Linked DNA regions of Mus musculus: all the other regions are linked to region 2. The links are chromatin loops, found by intact Hi-C in ENCODE. Cell type or tissue: gastrocnemius. All regions are shown on one strand. Region 1 holds the start of Gm30936 (a long non-coding RNA gene). Region 2 overlaps Vps13c (vacuolar protein sorting 13C). Region 3 holds the start of C2cd4b (C2 calcium-dependent domain containing 4B). Region 4 holds the start of C2cd4a (C2 calcium-dependent domain containing 4A).

What was found. Hi-C counts contacts between places; a loop is a spot of excess contacts. Peaks named below come from ENCODE experiments on the same cell type or tissue, not always from the same donor. Only the 100,000 strongest peaks of a DNase experiment are listed, where the experiment ranks them.
Region 1: a loop joins it to region 2, with 2.7 times the contacts of the local background. A loop is called at or near these places in 8 of 42 quality-filtered maps.
Region 3: it touches region 2 in a loop (10-fold over the local background); 9 of 42 quality-filtered maps call a loop at or near these places.
Region 4: it touches region 2 in a loop (3-fold over the local background); 27 of 42 quality-filtered maps call a loop at or near these places.

Annotation. Positions count from the first base shown.
Region 1 is chr9:67,691,586-67,696,585 of GRCm38, reverse strand. Gm30936 (a long non-coding RNA gene) reads left to right here and starts at 2,393. Exons shown (of 3, transcript XR_379576.3): 1 at 2,393-3,689; 2 at 3,822-3,902. In gastrocnemius, no CTCF peak of the experiment used is centred here; a DNase peak (open chromatin) is centred at 2,610.
Region 2 is chr9:67,970,669-67,975,668 of GRCm38, reverse strand. It overlaps Vps13c (vacuolar protein sorting 13C), which reads right to left. Exons shown (of 85, transcript NM_177184.4): 76 at 3,568-3,681; 77 at 2,733-2,808; 78 at 2,224-2,387; 79 at 1,912-1,957. Among named protein-coding and RNA genes, the nearest start is that of Gm20745, 53 kb to the left of the region's middle. In gastrocnemius, a CTCF peak has its summit at 2,012 (motif pointing right); no DNase peak of the experiment used is centred here.
Region 3 is chr9:67,756,351-67,761,350 of GRCm38, reverse strand. It overlaps C2cd4b (C2 calcium-dependent domain containing 4B), which reads right to left and starts at 1,914. Exons shown (of 2, transcript NM_001081314.2): 1 at 1,835-1,914; 2 at 418-1,667. The coding sequence starts at 1,627. The coding sequence ends at 605. It overlaps M5C1000I18Rik (RIKEN cDNA M5C1000I18 gene), which reads left to right and starts at 1,121. Exons shown (of 2, transcript NR_153961.1): 1 at 1,121-2,203; 2 at 2,308-2,638. In gastrocnemius, CTCF peaks have their summits at 1,281 and 2,556 (motif pointing left); DNase peaks (open chromatin) are centred at 786, 1,054, 1,964 and 2,546; H3K4me3 peaks cover 2,159 bases; H3K27ac peaks cover 293 bases.
Region 4 is chr9:67,827,532-67,832,531 of GRCm38, reverse strand. C2cd4a (C2 calcium-dependent domain containing 4A) reads left to right here and starts at 202. Exons shown (of 2, transcript NM_001163143.1): 1 at 202-282; 2 at 730-2,000. The coding sequence starts at 773. The coding sequence ends at 1,777. In gastrocnemius, a CTCF peak has its summit at 4,158 (motif pointing left); DNase peaks (open chromatin) are centred at 1,383, 1,736, 1,879, 4,157 and 1 more place; H3K4me3 peaks cover 2,027 bases; H3K27ac peaks cover 972 bases.

The DNA.
Region 1 (5,000 bases), 280 kb after region 2:
GGCTGTAAGTTTGTCATATTATGGTATCTGCAATGCTGGCATATGGACTGTCTATTCTCAGCTTCTTCTTGGCTTTTATCATGAAGGGCTGTTGAACTTTACCAACGGCCTTTTCTGTACCTATTGAGACAATGAGATGACCTCCATCCTTACCCATCACACTGATTGATCTGTGAATACTGAACCATCCTTGCACTTGGAATGAGACCCACTTGGACTGGTGTAGGAATTTCCTAGTGTATTCTTGAATTTGGTTTCCATTCGGTTGAGAGTTTTTGTCAGTATTCACCAGGAACTTGGTTTGTAGTTGTCTTGCATTGCTGTGTCCATATCCTGTTTGTAGTGTCCCTAGGACAGAAGCAGTTTGCTGGTGTCCTTCTCTTTGTTTTCGGACTAGTTTGAAGACCATGGATGTCAGTGGCTCATCAGACATCTGGCAGCAGCCAGCAGCGGCTCTCTTTGGACTGAGTTTCCCCCTGTCGGGAGACTTTGCTCTACCTCGGCATACTGCTTCTTGGGGACTCCTTACATTGTTCTCACATTCTTCCTCTAATTTTGGTTGGCCATGTGTACCTTGCAAATTATCCATTTCTTCTAGATTTTTCAGGGTTTTTCCCCCCTCAAGGAAAGTATGTTTCCAAAAATGTTCCCCAATAATGCCCTGGATTTCACTGGAATCTGTCATTAAAAACCCCCTTTCAACCTCTTGATTTTATTGACTTGGGTCTTCTCTTCTTTGGTTAGATTGGCTAGGGAACCTGTCAATCTTGATTACCATTATTCCAAAGAAACAACACTTTAAAATCAGTTTTTGTATTTTTTTTTAGTTTTCATTAATTTCTGCCCTGATTTTTATCGATTCTTCTCATCTTCACTTCTTACTAGTAAAGAAGAGATTTGGAGAAGGTCAGGTGACAGTTTGTCTGTCCTGGTACCTTTGAATTTAGGAACTGAGGTCATGAGTTTTTAGAAGATTCACGTTACCTTGCTGTGCTGGTTGGTTTTTGTCAAATTAACCATGGGAAGAGAGGCCCTCAGTTGAGGAATTGCCTCTTTTGGATTGGCCTGAGGACATGTCTGGGGGCACATTTTCTTAACTTATTGACTAATGTGGGAGGGCCCAGCCCACGGTGGCCATGGCCATCTCTCAGCAGCCGAGTAAGCTGGGGAACAGGTGTTCCTCCCTGCCCTGCCTTGCTTTAGTTCTTGCCTCCAGGCTCCTGCATTCAGGTTACTGCCTTGGCCTAGCTCAGTGATGGACTATGATGAGGGTGAGGTGTGGAATACAGGCACATAGGAGAAGCAGAGGTTGCTTCCTTTTTTGTTGTTGTTTTGTTTGCTTTCAGTACAGAGTTACTCTGTTCCGCCCTGCCTGCCCTGGAACTCACTCCATTGGTCAGGCTGACATCGAACCCAGAGATCTGTCTGCCTCTGTCTAGGATTAAAGGCATCTGCCACACCTAGCAGGGGCTGGGTTCTTAAGATGGCTGCTCTTTGTTCCCAAAGAACATTGTGGCAAAATAACAGTGGGAAAGAAATGCTTGCCCAGGGGTGGATACCTGGGTGGGATGGATGGGGAAATGGAAGGACCTAGGAGCCCTATTTATAAAGCACCCAACTCAGAGCCCATTGGTCAGACTCCCTACTGAGGGACCTCTCCCTACTCTCCCTTTCTCTGGATTGGATAGACAAATCTTTACCTGCCTTACAGGACGAAATCAGTTACAAACTCTGCTGCCCACCCCACAATTCCAGATGATTGTACTTGTAACCCTTTCCTCCCCGAGTTGCTTTTGGCCAGTGTTTTGTCACAATGACACACAATGTCACAATGTCACTGGGTTCAGCTCACCTTTCTTCTTCTCAGTGCTTCATCTTTGTGCTTGAGTGCACTTTTTAACTGTCCTATGACGCTTCCCTCATCTCTTTTTTACTTTAGTTTGAGACAGGGTTTCTTAATGTGGCCCTGGCTGTCCTGGAGTTCTCTATGTAGACCAGGCTGGCCTATAACACAGAGATCCTCCTGCCTCCCAAGTGCTGGGATTAAAGGTGTGTATCAAAAAGCCAGCCCACCCCCTTTTTAGAAGCTTTCTCTCCCCTCCAGTATTCTCTTTTGTGAGTCATGTGATGGTCCTTGACGGAACAAAGTTATTCTAAAAAGACATTTGTGCCCCTTCCTTTAGCTATCAAACTATTGAAAAAGTGGTCTCCAAGAAGTTTGGAATTTCCCCAGAATCTTGAGTTGTCGTTACTGGGGAAAAACAGATTCCCTTTAGAGATTTAGTCTCATTATTAAAGGAATTTAGAAATGGGCTCAAAATGCAACTCAAAAGACATTTTATATATATATATATATATATATATATATATATATATATATATATATATTTGAGCTTAAGAGAAAAACAGTGCAACTTAGTTGAAAATTCTAGCAGCTGGTATTTGCCTTTCAATTTGGAGATGGACTACAAATAGTTTAAGAAAGGAAAGAGCATGCCCAAGAGTACAAGTGAGCCAGTGAGCTGAGGGACTAGTCCTCATAGCATGGGCCGTGCATCACTCAGACATCCCTCCCCTCCCTCACTGGCTTGCTGCCTTACAGCCCCACCTCAGCCCCGCCTCTGCCCCGCCTCTGCTGTTTATATTCCCCATGCTGTGTTTGCTGCAGGCTTTATCCCATGCTGCCTGTCGGTCCTCCTCTGCAACTGGCTACTTTCCGATGTTAATCTTGCTTTAGCTTTTTCAGTTTCTACTCTCCTGTCTCACTGAAAGAAGAAAAAGGCCGAAGTGCTGGCGCCAACAAGAAGCAGTGGGAAGTTGTCTCCAGGAAGCAGATTCTGCACAGTTTTGACAACTTTTCATACTCCCTTGTAAGAGAGAAACTACAGTAGAGCTAATGATCTTGTCAGTGATGAACAGGGCCACACCTTGACCTGGACTCCTCAACTCTGCCCGCCTCTTGCTTCCTATTTTTGTTGTGGAGTTCTCGTGTAGAGAGATGGGACATGCAGCCTTTCTGCCAGGAAACAGCATTATCCGTGGTGGCAAGGCGGCAGAGGTTCACAGGATTCACATCCAAAGGCTGAGCACAGCAGGGCGTGCATCCTTGCATAGCCTTCCTGAATTTCCCTTTACATTTTAGTCTTTTTGTATCCTTTCTATGGTAACATACGTTCTGACTCAGATCTTTGTCACAGTGTAGATATTAATTATGGCAGTCGCCCTCCTTTTGTTTCTAGAAAGGCCCTTATCACATTTGACAGGGACCTGGAGAAGGCCTGGAGGTAGAACACTGGACCTTTTCCTTTGCAACTTTTATCAATATGGCCACTTGGAACCAATCTTAATTTTCACTATTACCTGTCTCTTGAATTCATCTTTTGAGGACAGACACCCAGCACAGCTTGGTACAGCTGCCAGAGCCTGCATGCAGTCTGACTACTGGTAATAATTTTTGGCCAAGTTGGGACCAGAAGAAAACACCCATTTGGGGTGTCAGCCACTAGCCAGAAGTTGGCCCAGAATGGAGGAGAGCGACTGAGTGACCCAGATAATTTCTGAAGTCATTTTACTTCAGGAACTTCTTCCTCCCACTCCAACCAGAGTCATCTGGTTTTTACCTCAATTTGATGAAACAGAAAAATGAGTAGTTGAACTTTGTTTTTGCACTCCTAAGAAACTGACTCTAGGTAAGTTTCTCCCTGATCACTGGGACTGGGGCTTTGTCTCCCTTTCCTTGGTCTGGGGGGGGGGGGCTTGGAGGGAGGGGGCAGGTCTTTTTAACCACTTGAGTAGCAAAACCATTTGGTTTTGTCTTTCAGAGTTTTTCTGAGCCACCGAACTTTTGTTGAACCTTCTAGGCTATTGCATCATTTCTAGGTCAGGCCTTGACAATGTGGAAGGTATTTTGAGCCAATTTTGAGTTCTTTTGAACTATCTAGGCGTCTGCTGTGTGACAGTAAAGGCTGAGAGGTATTGATAGTCTGGCGTTCTGGTGAGTCACAGAAGTTCTGATGAATCAGCAGGAAACCAAGGCTATTGAAGAGATCTCTGGTAGGATCTGTTCTCCACCACCTCCCTGCACACACACACCCGCGCACGTGCGCACACACACACATACTCGCGCGCACACGCACACAAGCACACACACACACACACACACACACACACACACACACACACGCACGCACGCACACGCGCGCCTCACCTTAGTTCTTAGGACATAAGCCATTTGGGCTGAATCTTACTCTTTCCACTGCACCATGCCAGACTGACAAAGTCAGGACAGCTTCCCTCACCTGTGGAAGTGCCAGCAGTTACTCTTGTCTATTTGAGGAGTGACCGTCCTCCCCTGATAGAGGTACAGGCTTCAGAGCAAGAACAAGGTTAGCAGGAGCCTGGGATGCCTCCATCCCTACATATGCAGACAGTCAGCACTGATAACTTTTGTTTTGTTACTTCAACATGGTGGAGAATTGCCTCTATCTTTGTATGCAAGGTTTTGATCTGCTCGTTCGTGACCTTATTAGAAGGTTTTTGGTTTTGGGGTTGTTTTTTTTTGGGGGGGTGGGTGGGTTCTGTTTTGGTTTGGTTTTGGAGGTTTTCGGTTTTTGTTTTGTTGTTGTTGGGGTTGTTTGTTTGTTTGTTTGTTTTGGGCTTGTTTTGGCACAGATATCCTAGATGAGTTTTGACTGAACAGTCTCCATGGTCTGCGAGACACCTTCTGCCTATGGGTTGTTTATAAGTTAGCTATGGCTCATCACTTTAAGTTTGAATAGCTCAAACTCAAGTCACACAGCCTCGGATGCCCTTCTACATTACTTCTTCACATTGCTGTTGGTCTAAGATTAGTCATCCCTGAACCATCACTGTGGATTCGGGCACTGGCACAATATTCTCTGGGGGTTTCTTGCCCCAGAGCTTCTTGCTTTCTGCTTAATCGTTTCTTGGGACTTGTGGAGTCCTACTGGCCGGATTCTATGCATCAATGTATTTTTATT
Region 2 (5,000 bases):
CTACATTTCATCTTAATGTGATGACATGGTTGCTCTCAAAGCACAGATCCCTGGGCCAGACCACTTCAGCGTATGCTTATGCCAAGGGTGGACACAGATCTCCAGGATACTGAAGCCCACACAGAGTTGAGAGGACTGATACAGCCTAACGTACGTGCCAGGGAGATCAGAGAACTTAGCAGAGAACACTCACTCACTCATTCCATTACAACCATTAGGATATCCAGGCAGTACATTAAAAACAACTCAATTTATTAAAAATTCTGTTCACACACTATAAAATGTCCCACTAGACAAATTAAATGCTTTCGGTCTATTAAGAACTGTACAACATCATCACAATCAATTTTAGAAAATCCTTGTCATCTCAGGAATCCACTCTGTGCCTACTGTCTGTCACTCTAGTTCCCCAGTCCTCATCTGAACCCATCGGGACACCTCCTCCTCTCCCCCGTTCCCGCCTCTTCAGACTTAGCCGTCACCCAGTCTGCTTTCCTCTGGACGCCACACTTGCGCAGCTTCCACCGAATGGTCTCCCGAGACTGGGCTTTGTTTACTCAGAACCATGCAGTCTGAATTCATCTGCACTGTGCATGTACCACTGCTTGGTTTCTGTTTATGGCTGAATAATATTCCATTGAGCAGATATGCCATATTTTATTTATTCATGCATTGGGGATAGACGGATCTTTTTATGTTTTAGTTATGATGAAAAATCAAGCTATGAGCATTAGCATGTAAGACTGAATGTCTGCTTTCAGCACTTTAGGGTACCTTGCTGACACACAGCATTTCTATGTCCAACTGTAGAGGGACAGGCAGAATGTTCTCCTATAGGTGGCTGTGCTACCACATGCTCCTACCAGCAGCCATGGAGATTCCAATTGCCCCACACCCTGACTTACATGAGTCATCCTAACTGATGTTTCGATTTCCATCCACACTACCCTGATGACTAAAGTGTACACTTGCATATCTTTGTTGAGGAATGGTCTATTCAGATCCTTTGCCTGTTTTAATCTGGGTTATCTTCTTATTATTAGCTTGTACAAGTTCTTCCTATAGTCAAGCAATAAATCTCTTACCAAATATAGTACAAAACTTTTATCTCATTTTGTTTATTTTTTTTCTTTTTACAGTAATATTTTCCAAGGCATAAGCTTTGTTTTAATTTTGGCAAACTATCCTTTTCATTTCCTCATGGAATCGTCCACCACATAAAAACTTAAATCTTGAGTCCAACTTATCTGCCTTGTCTTTTGTCACCCATGCCTTGGTGTCCTGTCCAAAAGGGCTCCTGTCTGACCACGGCACTAGCTGCTGTGTCTGCTTCTAAGTTCTGACTTCTACTCTCAGCCTCTGGCACTTCCTCCATCTGCTGAAGCCACTGCTGGAGTCAGCTTGGTGCCCACCTCAGAGATCCAGTACTTGCAAGGGTTCATTGACCTACATGTCCAACTTCAGGCCAGTATCATGCCACGTAAGCATAATCAGTGTAGCTTTATGATGCTTTAAAGTTGGGGCATGCAACATGTGCCTACACTACTCCTCCAACACTGCCTTTTAATTTTTAAAAGGTATTTGTGTGTGTGTGTGTGTGTGTGTGTGTGTGTGTATACCTTTATATTTTTAAAATATATATAAAAATATATATGCATATGTATATGTACCTAGCACATGTCAGTTGCTACTGAGGGCCTCAGAGAATTTAATTTCCTTCTGGCCTTGATGAGAACATCATTCAAAATCTGAGTCAGTCACTATTTAACCTCTCTGAGATAACACACTGATAATCACAACTGTAATATAAAGTTTAGTCCGTACTCCTCTCAGTCAAGCACGGAGTATCAATAGCATCTGGCATGCACGTACCCTTCCCCTCTGTGCAGGAGAGAAGTGTTTTCTACCTACCTTCCACGGGCTTTGTTATTATTCCAGTCACCCCACCAACAACTCCCTGCAAGAGAAATCAGTCATCAAGTCTCCAGCAACCCAAAGGTGCGTAACACTAAACCAACCACTAGAGGTCGCCATAGACACACTAATTTTTTTTTTCTGTTTTTCTGTTTAGTGAACAACATGCACATGTAAGTGCACACATTGATCTTTACAAACATTAAATCATAGGAAATTCACAGTAGAAAGAGCCACAAAGCATATGTCATTAGTCTAATAGCTTCAGTGCATCTATGACAGATTCCTGAAGCTCAACAGGAGACTCACACGCAGGAAGCCCTTCCCTCCTCTGGCAAGACTGTCTCCAAAATCTTTAGGCTGTCGCCCCATCTCCTCTCTTCTCTTCTGCTGATACTCTTTGTCCATTGTAATTGCGGCCAGGCCTTTCCCAACTGACCCAGTGATTCGAGATACGACTCCCGCTGCACCACCTACAGAGCAGACCAAGAAGTCAGTCGTCACTGCGCGCAGGTACAGCATGCACCTGCTTTCAACAAGTACCTACACAGTTCCTTCTCATATGCAAATGAAAAATTACGATGAATTATGCTACCAAGAGAAGTAACACAATTTTTAAAGCACACTCATCCAACCTGTGAACACTGAGAGCCCAGGAGTCACTGTTGCAGTCACACCCAGTTGAAATGATGGAAATGGACTTTAAAGGTTTATTAGGAAGGTGAACTCCCTCTTACTACATATAACCACTTGCTTTCCATAAACAACACACTTTAGAGCCGTAATTACACACACGGACAAATGTTGATCATACGCACCTACTGTGTGTCCAACGAGACTTCTCACCCCAATCACTAATCCTTCAGCAAATTCTTCAGGACCTTGGACAGCACCCTGATCCCCCCAAAAAGAGAAAAAGTTAGTATTAAACTTTAATAAGTGTAAGACTTTTAATCCAGCATTTTGACTATCTCATGAAGACAACAAAAGTATAAAAAACCATAAAGACTAGGACCAAACCATTTTCATGCTATCTCTTAAATACTCATAGATTTATACCAACTGTGCTTAGAAGTAGTTTCAATATTAGCACAATATTAGCAGATTCTACAAGACTAACATAGTACAGGTGTCAATCACTGGCTATGATTGCAGCATGCCGCTGGCTTCCCAGTGCACTGTACTGGCATACCAAAGCCAGCTGTGCTACAGGACCGACTCTACTCTGTCTGGCTCTCTTCTCCCTCTTACTCTCTCCACGTGGTCCTTCCAAACAAAACCCTTATGACTTTGGGCCTCTGGACTCTTGAAGCAAAGGTGGGCATGTGAGATGAGAGCGCCAAGGAGGACAGTCAGGTCCTTGGACCCCTCCCAGTCCTTTCCACAGCAGCAAAACTGTCTGTAATCTACCCAGCACTCAGACACTTATAACTACATGGAATACCAGGAAAACTCGGGCACAGTTTACTGCCCAAGATCAACAGTAGATGTGCTCATTTGAATGTAAAACAATCTTTCAATGTCATTTAAGTATTTTAAATAAAAACCTGAAGCTGATTTTTGTCATTATTATTTGAACATTATTCCATTGCCATATACAGTTAAATACAATTACATATCACTAGAAAGCAGGACATTTGTTTCAACCAGTACCTGGAAGGGCTCATAGAACAGTGCTTCAACTCCTTCGGACAGGCCCCTAATCAGTCCAAATGGGTTTCCAAGCACGTCTAAGCCCAATACAAGCACATACATCTGCTTCAAGAACTAAAGAGAAAAAAAAGAATAGATAAGTCCTTCCTGAACACTGAAGAACATTTAGGAAGCAATGGGAAGAGAAGATGACAGGGAAAACATTAAGGGACAACGTGTGCAATGGCCACCAGCAAGCACCTCCACACCTGATATCACAACATGTGTGTCTTAAATCAACAATTGCCATTTAGTAGTCACGTGGCCTCAGACAAGTCACCTGGTCTTTACTGTTGGCCTTCCCTGCTGCAAAGTGAAAGATCACAATGACCTTGCATGAAGAGTATGCATAGTAATGAATATAAAATTCAATGCTCATTAGCGTTAATATTGTACTGTTATTAAATTATATAGGGAATCATTAGTAATTATGGGAAAAATTTGTATTTGTTTGGACCTATTGTTCGCATGCACCACAAGAACAATCTCCCAGCAGAAGATGGAACAACAAAGGCAGCCCTGCAGTTCCACCTGAGTGGCTGTGACACTGCACCCTCCTTGCCTATTACCCAATCCACACAGTACCTGCTGGCGGGGAGGAGCTGGCTTAGAAACCCTCTTGCAATCCCCTAGCCTGCGTTTTACATTTCCTAACGTGGTAAAGTCTCCCTGAAAAGGGAAAGGAGCCTGGAGGAAAACACTTTAAACTGTGTAACAGAAGACAAGCTAAAGAAATAGAAATTACCTCCATGCACAAGACCCATACATCGCCCCAGCCAAAACCCAGCAGGGATAGGTAAGGGACCTTGAAGTCCCACACATCACTCAAAGCTTTAGCAACTGATGGCTACTGGGGAGGGAAAGGAGTCAATTTTCATGAGGGATGTGGTCATTGAGAGGCTACCCAGCTTCAGGGGACAATCCCACAGCCACGTGCAAAGGCAGCACTAAGTGGACTCAATGGGCTGAAAAAGATGAAGAGGGAGAAGGAGAGGGGGAAGAGGAGAAAGAAGAGGGGAGGGAGGGAGGGAGGGAGGGAGGGAGGGAGGGAGGGAGGGAGGGAGGACGAGAACACATAGGGGAGGGAAAGGGGGTGGAAGGAAATGGGGACATGGATTTAATCAAACATTATATGCACATGAAAAATGTTCAAGAGGGAAAAGTTAGAATTACTAAGAATGTCTTGCTATCCCTTCTTGATATGAACATCTAGGCTGCATTTAAAAAAAATCAGCTCATCGTAAGACGAGCCTAAAATTACCTTTGAGCCTTCATATCATAATGAAATAAAGGAAAGTTGATCTAAAACAAAACTCATTTTTATTAAAAAGGAACTGAAATTAGACACTTAAGTGGATATTAGCCAAAAAAAGAAGTACAGACTACTCAAGATA
Region 3 (5,000 bases), 210 kb after region 2:
ACAGGGTCTCCCATTGGTCACCAATAAGGCTAGACTGGAGAGTTATCAAACACCAAGGATGTAGCTGCTTGTCTATCCCTCTCCAGCCTTGCGCTTACAATTGTGTATCACCGGCCTCAGCTTTTTAAAGATAGGTTTACCAGGACAGGATTCAGTACATCTCGCCTGCATGGCAAGCACTTCACCAGTGAATGAACCTTCCTTCCAGTGGGGAAAAGCAAGCATGTGAGTGTGCTTCTGTTCTTATTCTTCCACTCTGGGGTAAATACGTTCTTTACGTTGTTGGTTTTCCCTTTTTACTATTAAAATGGTCTGGAAAAGGAGCAGATACTGTAAATAGACGGGGGGGGGGGCATTACTTTTCCTTTTGCTTCCAAAAAGCGATCAGAAAAGTGAAAAAACATCAATGCTGCAAGATTATAGATAGAAAAATAAATAACTTTTATTTTGTACAAAAGGGAAAGTGCACCAGAGCCAAAAGGCTGTTGTGTGTGTCCCGGGGATAAGCCACTGTCAAGAGGCCTTGAGTATCTGAGGGCCAAGAGTCTCTGTGCATCTCAAGGCGACTCAACCTTAAATGTCCAGAGCACCAGGGAAGCCGCGCTCATAGCAGTAGCAGAGAGCCCAGCAGCAGCTCGCCCTGGCCCAGCGGTCGTCCGCGCTCCAGCCCGCGGCCCTTGCTCTCCGCCTTGATGCGCACGGCCAGGCGGCGCAGCTGCTCCTCCGGGAGCCGATCGAAGCAGCAGTCCTGGTCCAGGGCGGCCTTGCGGCTGCGGCGGACCACACTGGCGCGCTGCTGGCCCGACGGCCTCAGCACCAGGCTGAGGCGGCAGCCCAGGGCGCGGGGCTCCAGCGCGGCGGCCGGGCCCTCAGCGCGCAGCAGGCGGAGGCGGAGGCAGGCGCTGCGCGGACAGTACTCGGCCGCCAGGCGCAGCGTGCAACCCCCGCGGCCCAGAGCCACGCTGGCTTCAGCTTGCAGGCGCTCGGGATCCGGGCTGCTGGGGACCGGGGGCGCGCAGGAAGCGGCGCGCTCGTGCTCGTCGCCGCGGGGCGCGGGGCGCGCGCTGGCCCGGCCGCGGGGAGCCCGCAGCGCGCGGCTCAACAGACCATCGGGGGCGCGGAGGAGGCGGCGCATACGGGGCACTGGAGCGGCTGGTGGGGTTTTGTCCAGGTCGCGCGGGGCGCCGAGCTCAGAGTCCGATGCTCGGCGCGGACTCGCGTAGGTGTGCGCACGGTGGCAAAGTCCCAGCCTGGGGGTGCCGGGGTGGCCGAGGAAGAGCGACTCCTTCCGGCGCGTGTGCGGGCTCTCGAGCAGCGCGCAGAAGCCGTAAACGGTGCGCGCGCGGGGCAGGTGCGGCAGCGAGAGCGCAGCCTGGGAGCGCGGGTCCCAGTCGGTGCGACCCGCGCAGTCTTCGTCACTGTCTTCGCGGTCGTCAGGGATGCGCGGCCACAGGTCCGGTTCGGCCGCGCAGCGCCAAGGCAGTGCGGCAGCGGGAAGCGGTGATTCGAGAGCGCCGGGGACCTGCAGCCGCGGGGGGATGCAGAACTCTGGGATGCGGCCCGGGGTGAGCACGTTGGAGAAGGCAGGCTCAGGAGTGGAGGAGCGAAGTCGACCGAGAAGCTTCATCCTTCTAGCTTATGCCCGAGCGTGGCGGATACACGAGCGTCTGCAACACAGAGAAAAACTGTTGAATTTGGGCTCCTGAAGTCCAGTGGATCCCTTCTTTGACCCTCTGGAAGTACCCACAAATCTAGGGCTCCGGGTCAGCACGAATCAACCTTTGGAGCATCCTCATGGTAACAAACTATATACATGAATATATAGAAATCAGACCTTTTCTTCTTCAGTCTCGCTGGGTCCGACTAGTCGCAGGAACGAAGCAGGTGACGTGTAGTTCACAGCTAGGGCTCCACCTTCAGCACTGCAGCTGTGACAGTGGCGCTCCAAACTTATACCTTAGTGGAAGTCACGCCCAGGCTCCAAGAGGCCAATCCGAAGAGGTAACAGACCGAACCCGCCTTTCAGCCGTCCCTTCCCACTAAATCTCCAGCTGCTAGCTGTATAGGTGTCGCAGGAGCTGGCTCTGGGACTTACATTGGCTGTCCCTTTGCTGGAGCGCCATTTACAGATGAGTAAAGGGCATCCTGTCACCATGCGAAAGAGAATTTGGTAGTTCAAAGTGTTTGTGGCCTCTCAGAGAAGGTGAGGAAGGAGGAAGAAACGTGAAGTTGAATTTAGCAACTAAGTAAATCCGATCCTTCCACTGGGCACCTGACTCATAAGCTCCCCTGGGTTCTATTTTTCAGGATGCATACCTGTTTCCAAGCACAGACTAAACTTGGCATGTCCGTTTAGGATGGGGTTATGTGCAGAACGTTTTGCGAAATTGAAAACGCATTAGTCCGCCTACGTTTAACATATCCAGACTGCTTGGATTCGACACTGGACTAAAAGGTTGGAGTAAAGTGGTTGCATTCACTTTAATTCAAAAATCGTAGATACTGACTAAGTCCCGGGTCAGCAGCTTAGTTAGCCTCTGTCTCCCTCTGCTGGACTGTCCTTGATATCACCATGGTCTGGGCTACCTGATGCCCTAAGTACTGGTGATTTGGGTAAATAAATAAAGTGCAAAATCCTATGAATGACTTGGGGGGAGATTTTGGGCAGATCCCTAAAAATACTTGATTTTCCAAAATTACCCTTTTCTTTCTGCCCTAGCCAAACCTATCCAGAGGCAGGGGGTTGGGGTGATGGGGAAGTGGAGGTCGGTGGGGATAGACAGGGGGACCTTACAGTTAATCCAAAGACACTCTTATTTTCTGAGATAAAGATGAAATGAGGCCGGCATGGTGGCGCATGCCTTTAATCCCAGCACTCGGGAGGCAGAGGCAGGTGGATTTCTGAGTTCAAGGCCAGCCTGGTCTACAAAGTGAGTTCCAGGACAGCCAGGGCTATACAGAGAAACCCTGTCTCAAAAAACCAAAGTAATAACAATAATAATAATAAAAGAAAGATGAAATGAGGGTTTGGGGAAGCTCCACGAAGGCTAAAGAGAGCCTCTTAGTATGGAGATCTGCTCTGTGTCTGCCATGTGCTACTTCCCGGGGCTGAAATGCCTCTTCTTTGTTTTGTGTCTTCTAAGGGGGTGGGAAATTATGAATGACCCCCAGGACTCACACACAGCAAACAAATACTGCTACTGAATCACATCCCCAGACCTACTGAGTTATTTTGAGAGAGGTCCTTGCTAAGGTGCCCAGGCTGTCCTTGAATTCAGTGTAACCCAGGCAGGCTTTGAACTTGCAGTCCTTCCTGAGTGCTGGAAATACCGGCAGAGGCCACCAGACACAGCTGACTTTTAACTTTCTGTATGCATCAGCCCTGACAGGAACTGTTGGGACCCTGCAAGCCTCAAGAGGGGCAGGGGAAAGATCCATGCAAGAAAAAGACTGAAACTTGAGTCAGCACCACCTTTGAAAGTGGAAGAGTTTGACCCCAGGGTTGATTTTTATCTTACGTTTTAAATACAGTAAAATGTTGGAGAAAGGTTTCCGGGTGACATTTAGAACAAAGCTTTAGGCATAGTGACATAGGAACTCCCTAGCAAAGTAGGAAAGCGCCTGTGACCTTTACGATAGGAATGGGTTCTGTTGACTGCTGACCAGTGCTCCTGGCTAGGGGCTAAGGAGTAAGGATGTATACTCGGCTTAAGGATGGAATCTATTGGTAGATGATGCAAAGTACATGGGACCTCCTTCAGGAGGAAGGGTTCTATTTGCTGAGACAAAGCTCGGGACTAAGGGGAATCAGAAAAGCTGGCTCCCTAGAATAGTAAAAAAAAAAAAAAAAAAAAAAAAAAAAATCACCAGGTTGTCAGCCACCATCCACTCCCCCCTTCTGGGTGACCAGGCATCAGTAATCATCCTTTGGAGTCTGGTTTTTCCAGTGGTTTCTTTAAGCTTTCCATGACCTAATTCCCTGTCTGCAGTTCGTCTCCCTCCCGCCAAGCAGTCTATAGACCGCTGTTATATTTCTCATGATACTTTGGAAATTTTGATTGGCAGCTTTTTCTTGCCTAATAGAGTTTCCTAGTACATAAGTCACAGAGTTCCTTGAGACACCATTATGTGTCATGAGTTTTAGAAACATAAATGAATAGTAAAAGTCTGGATGGGAGGAGGAAATGAGAAGAACAAAGGCACCGCTATGAGTGTATTTATGATCCAATAAAATCCCTGTGGTAGAGCCCCAAATTGCCTTCATTCCAGTTACCTTGTCTAGGTCATTAACCTACCATCTTACTCAGTCCCCCCCACCCTTCAATTCCAGCACCAGGGATACAATCTTCGGCAAATACTAAGGTCTCAGTCAATATTTGATGAGTTATATTGTGTTACATTGATAGTAATCTACCATCCAGTTCTTATGACTGTCAGGTGCTTCCAACCACCTATCTCACTAGCCAGCTACATTATTTGATTTCTCATAATAAACCAGTGAGGCAGATGTCTCTGTTTGCCTGATGGGAAACTGAGGTGCACACAAGAGACCTTTCGTAGGGTCATTCAGACTGAACTAGGCCACAGCTGCTGAGTCTTTTCTTGCTAATTTCTGATCATTTCCTTCCTAACTAAGGTATTGTGTGTGACTTATCTGAAACCCAGAATTTCATTTGTTTGCTTGCTTGCTTTTGAGACAGGCCCAGGCTGGCCTTGGGTTTGTGTGATCCTCCTGCCTCAGCTAGCTGCCTGAATGCTGGAATTATAGACTGTGCCACCACGCTTTGGAACAATGTTTGTTCTTAAAACACCTGGGTCTACTTTTGTGTATTTTCTACTATCCTTATGTTGGAAATAACCCATTGTGTCAAGATCCTTAAATATGAGGAAAAGTGAAATTTCTGTCTGTATAAATAACATTCTTAATCACATTTCTCTAGTAGATTTGTTTGTGATTGGACAAGTATTGATCCATATGGATCCACCAGGGCCAGGGAACA
Region 4 (5,000 bases), 140 kb after region 2:
CCACACTAAATCTTGTTTTCCATGTGAGGAAACAAACTCGTTCAGGGTTTTAGAGAACAGCTCCAACCACAGCAGAACTAGCTGCAGGATCAGCTCAGCAAATCCATCCACGTGGCAGAGGGACCTGGGAGGGCCAGGCGTCAGGTTACCAAGCAGCAGCGTGACAGCTCGTATAAAAGCCCGGACCAGCTATCCTGGAACATCAGGAATCAACTCTGCCGCGCTCTTTTGAATTTCTCCGCGTTTCTCCGGGTTGGAAAACCATCTGACTCTGAATACCAGGTATATGAATGGGAATCCAGTTCCCTCCTGGGTGTTAGACCCAGGTGGCCCGAAGCTCTCTAGAAGGAGAAACCATTTCTGGGGTGTGTGTGTGTGTTCTCGCGCAGAACTAGAGTGTACTAGACACTTAAGGTTTCAGGAAATGAGTGCACAAATGATCAAAGCAAAGCGCCTCTTGGAACTAGGGACAGAGGCGCAAGTTAGAAGACAAAGGTAAAGAGGTAGGACGGAAAAGACTGAAGCAAACTGCAAATCTACCTGGCATCTGACTAGAGACAGGGTGGGCGATATACGATTGTTTTTCAATCTGTAAAAACAGTTTGTAATTGTGGTGAGGGATGCATTTTGTCTTGTAAGGCTCAGGACAGGACGATGTCAAAGAAAAGAGACAGAAATTCCTGCTTTCCTCCAGACTGTCTCTGACTGGTATGTGTTTATGTGTTGCAGGCAGCCTGGAACAGGATCACAGGGTTCAGACACTAGCGGCCAGATGTGGTGTCTGGAGCGGCTCTTGCGGGACCGAGATGGGTTTCTCCCGGGGCGCGTCCACCGCTCCAAAGCTCGCTCATCCGCTGCGTGCGCAAACGTGCTCACTCCAGACCGCATCCCAGAGTTCTTCATCCCGCCGAGGCTGGAACCTAGCACGGCCTGGGCTGCGCTGCGCGAAGCCTGGGCTGCAGACACGGAGGCCGACGACGGCGCGGGCCGCACAGACTGGGACCCGCGCTCCCAGGCTGCGCTCTCGCTGCCGCACCTACCCCGCGCGCGCACCGCTTACGGCTTCTGCGCGCTGCTCGAGAGCCCGCACACGCGCCGAAAGGAGTCGCTCTTCCTCGGCCACCCAGGTGTCCCGGTCCGCCGGCCTGGGCTTCGCCACCGCACGCACACCTACGCGAGCCCCCGCCGAGTCCCGGACGCTCCGCGCCCTGCCCCGGGCGACCCAGACGCTGCCCGGGTCCCGACGCCCACTCCTGCTCCCAGCAGACGCCGCCTCCTACGCTCCCCGGGCAAGCTGCTGAGCCGCGCACTTCGAGCCCCTCGACGTCTGGCCAGCGCGCGCCCCCCGTGCCGCGGCGACGAGCACGAGCGCGCCGCCTCCTGCGCGCCCCCGGTCCCCAGCAGCCCGGATCCCGAGCGCCTGCAAGCTGAAGCCAGCGTGGCTCTGGGCCGCGGGGGTTGCACGCTGCGCCTGGCGGCCGAATACTGTCCGCGCAGCGCCTGCCTCCGCCTCCGCCTGCTGCGCGCTGAGGGCCCGGCCGCCGCGCTGGAACCCCGCGCCCTGGGCTGCCGCCTCAGCCTGGTGCTGAGGCCGTCGGGCCAGCAGCGTGCCAGTGTGGTCCGCCGCAGCCGCAAGGCCGCCCTGGACCAGGACTGCTGCTTTGACCGGCTCCCGGAGGAGCAGCTGCGCCGCCTGGCCGTGCGCATCAAGGCGGAGAGCAAGGGACGGCGGCTGGGCCAGGGCGAGCTGCTGCTGGGCTCTCTGCTACTGCTATGAGCGCGGCTTCCCTGGAGCCCTGGACACCTAAGGTCGCTTGGCCATGAGATGCACAGAGACTCTTGGCCCAGAGACACTTGTAGCCTCCTCTTGGTCCTGGAACACTTGCAGCTTCTTGGCCCTGAGACACTCTTAGGTTTTGGTCCTGGCACACTCTCAGCCTCTTGGCTCTTGGACAATGACTGACAGCCATTTGTACAAAATAAACATGTGTTCATTTTTCTAGCCAGGGCTTTGTTTCAGTCCAATTCTGGCAGAGCTAATCCTAAATTATTATAGTAATATACGTCGCTTCTTTTTGTGTGGGCAGACACCTTGAAATTTCTGTTGTGCAATGGGGTAGTGTTGAGCAGTGTTCCCCACTGTAGGCAGCAATTGTATTTAATCTGTTCACACATTCCAACTGGAAAATAGTTACTGTCGATGTCAGACCAGCCTCGTTTTTAAAGTTCATTTATTCCATGGCGTCCTTTGAGACTGATAGTGTCAGTTACTTACGATGCATTAAGATGTTACATAAGAAAGGCCAGTGTCTAGTAACATTGATGAATGGGTAAAGGTGCTTGCCACCAGGCCTCATGGCCATAATTGGAATCTAGTGAAGATTGTGGGACCTTCATGAGGGAAGGAGAGGAAAAATCCCTGCAAGCTTTACTCCGGGGTGACCTCACCCCAACCCTAATAATAGGCACGACTATTCCCATCTTGCAGATGAGAATACTGAGGCACAAAATAAAGAAAAGTCGGGGGTTGAATGTTGGACGTCAGTATTAAAATGCTTGTCTGGGAATTGGGGCATAGCTCAGTTAGTAGAGTGCTTGCCTCACACATACAAAGTCCTAGGTTCCATCCCCAGGACTGTATGACCCTTAGTTCCTATCAACACACACCTGTAATCACAATACTGGAAGGAGAAAGCAGATGTGTCAGGAGTTCAAGGTCATCCTCTGCTATGCAGGGAGTAAAAGCTAGCATAAGCTAAATGAGCCCCTGCCTGAAATAAACAAACAAACAAATAAATATTCATCCTCCAAAAGTGTCTGAAAAAAATGGTTCTGAGTTTGAAATCATATTCCCCATTTTCATCAGGGAAAGCAGACTGGTGGAAACGGTGACATATGGACAAATGCTAATGCCATCAGTCTGAGACTGAGGAAAATGCTAAGCCACCTCAGACCCATAGGATCCAGAACCCCATTTCCACTGACTCCCGCTGAGCTAATCCGCCATTGCAGCACACTGGAGAGCACACAGGATGGTGTTCTACCTCTGGCTTCTAATAAGCTTTCCTGTGTCCTAAGGATGGTTTTCCTTCATCCCTCATACTCACTATCAAGCTGGGTTACTCCTCCCTTTCTTGGGCAGGTGAGTAGAAGACATGGCCTAAGCAAGGGCAAACCACATTAAAATGTACAAGACAGCATAAACGGTGGCCACATTATCAGGCTGGACTCAGAAATGGTTTCCGTGACCACTCTGTTTGGCAGTGTTAACAATGGGTGCCCCCAAAGGATGCCATTAAGAAAAGAGTTTCCGTTTCTGGTACATCTCAGACTGAATACTGAGGTGAGGATTTACAACAGCGACCAGTGGAAAATATCACCACAGTCTAAATCCCCTGCTTCTAGCAGCTTGCTGTTGTTAGCCACATGAGCGATGGTGGAACAGTAGTTCTTGTCCGACTCCTGCCCTTTTTCGTATTTACTATATCCTTGCCCTTCAAGCCTATTGTTTTTCTGTGTATAAGCCTTTTCATGATTTTAGAGGTCTCCTAAAGTGAGAATAGAAAGTGCAAACAACCTAGCTGTGTGACATGTTGCTGTGGGTTTTCTGTTTTCTTTGCACTGGTAGTTGAGGTGTGGCCAGTCTTTATTCTAGAAAGTGCAGTCTCTATCCACACTAGATTATACACATGCCATTTTATTAGGCAAATTTCTCCAAGAAGGTAAATTGATATATTTTAAAGTCCTAGATTCTCCAAGAAATCTTGGTGGGTCTTTCTAACCAGCATCCCCATCAGTAAAGGTTACAGTTGAAGTCTAAGACTGTAGTGGGAAGGATTCCTAAGAGACCGAAGTACAATGAAAAAGCAATCGTTTTTGTGTGACTATATAATGTCTTAAGAGTGGGTCAAAATGGTAAATATTAGATGGCTTCAAATCACATACATGATTTGTAAGAGCTAAAACCAGAACTAATTCTTTTGTCTGCTAACCTAGTGAACTCCTGCACCACTGATTACAAAAGAGAAACAGTTGCATAGATTTACTGCACATCCTTGAGCTCATTTGAATCACATTTAACAAGTCATGTCTGTAATATATAGACCGGCAGTCTTGTCTGGAAGCAAAGCTAAATTTGGTTGTGCTTGCTGCCCTCTAGTGGATTGGTCAGGGTTTGTTCGTGGAGCTCACCTTGGTAGACCATCTCAAGTAATCAAAGCTCTGTTTTCTTTTTCTTTCTTTCTTTTTCATAATCTTTTTTTTTTTAATGGTTTCTCTTATACCCCCAGTCTGGACATCTCAAAATAGCTATGTGGCCAAAGATGACCTTGAACGCCTGATTCTCCTAGCTCCACCTCCCAGCTGCTGGAAGTATGGGCATTTGTCACCACATCCAGCTCAAAAACAGATGTTGTTGAAATTGTTCAATATTAGATTGTAGTAGAATTCCCCCAAAACAAAAATAACTAAATATAAATGAGAAAGAAGGTGTAAAAACATCCTATAATAGTAAGGGAGGGCTTAGTGATGCACCTTTGTAATCTCAACCTGGAAGATCCCCACAAGTTCAAGTGAATCCTGGGCTACACAGCAAGATGTATCAAAACTGAGAGAGAAAGAGGTCAAGCCTGGGCTACATAGCAAGATCCTGTATTAAAGGGGAGGGAGAGAGAGAGAAAGGGAGAGGGAGGGAGGGAGGGAGAGAGAGAGAGAGAGAGAGAGAGAGAGATCACAACGGATTTTTTTTCCAGTACAGCGAGTCTTTGCATTGGAAAATGAGTCCTGATAAATTAGTTTCTAGATCCATACAGATGCTGAAATCTTAATATGCTCCAAGTCCCTTATATAAAATGATACATTGTTTCATTATTTGCATAGAGCCTATGCACATCTTCTAAATAATTTGTAGGCTGACTAGTACAGCTAACACGGTATGAATGCCTTGTTAAGTAGATTTTATGTGTGTTGTGTAGGGATTATGAAAAGAAAAAATGTGCACA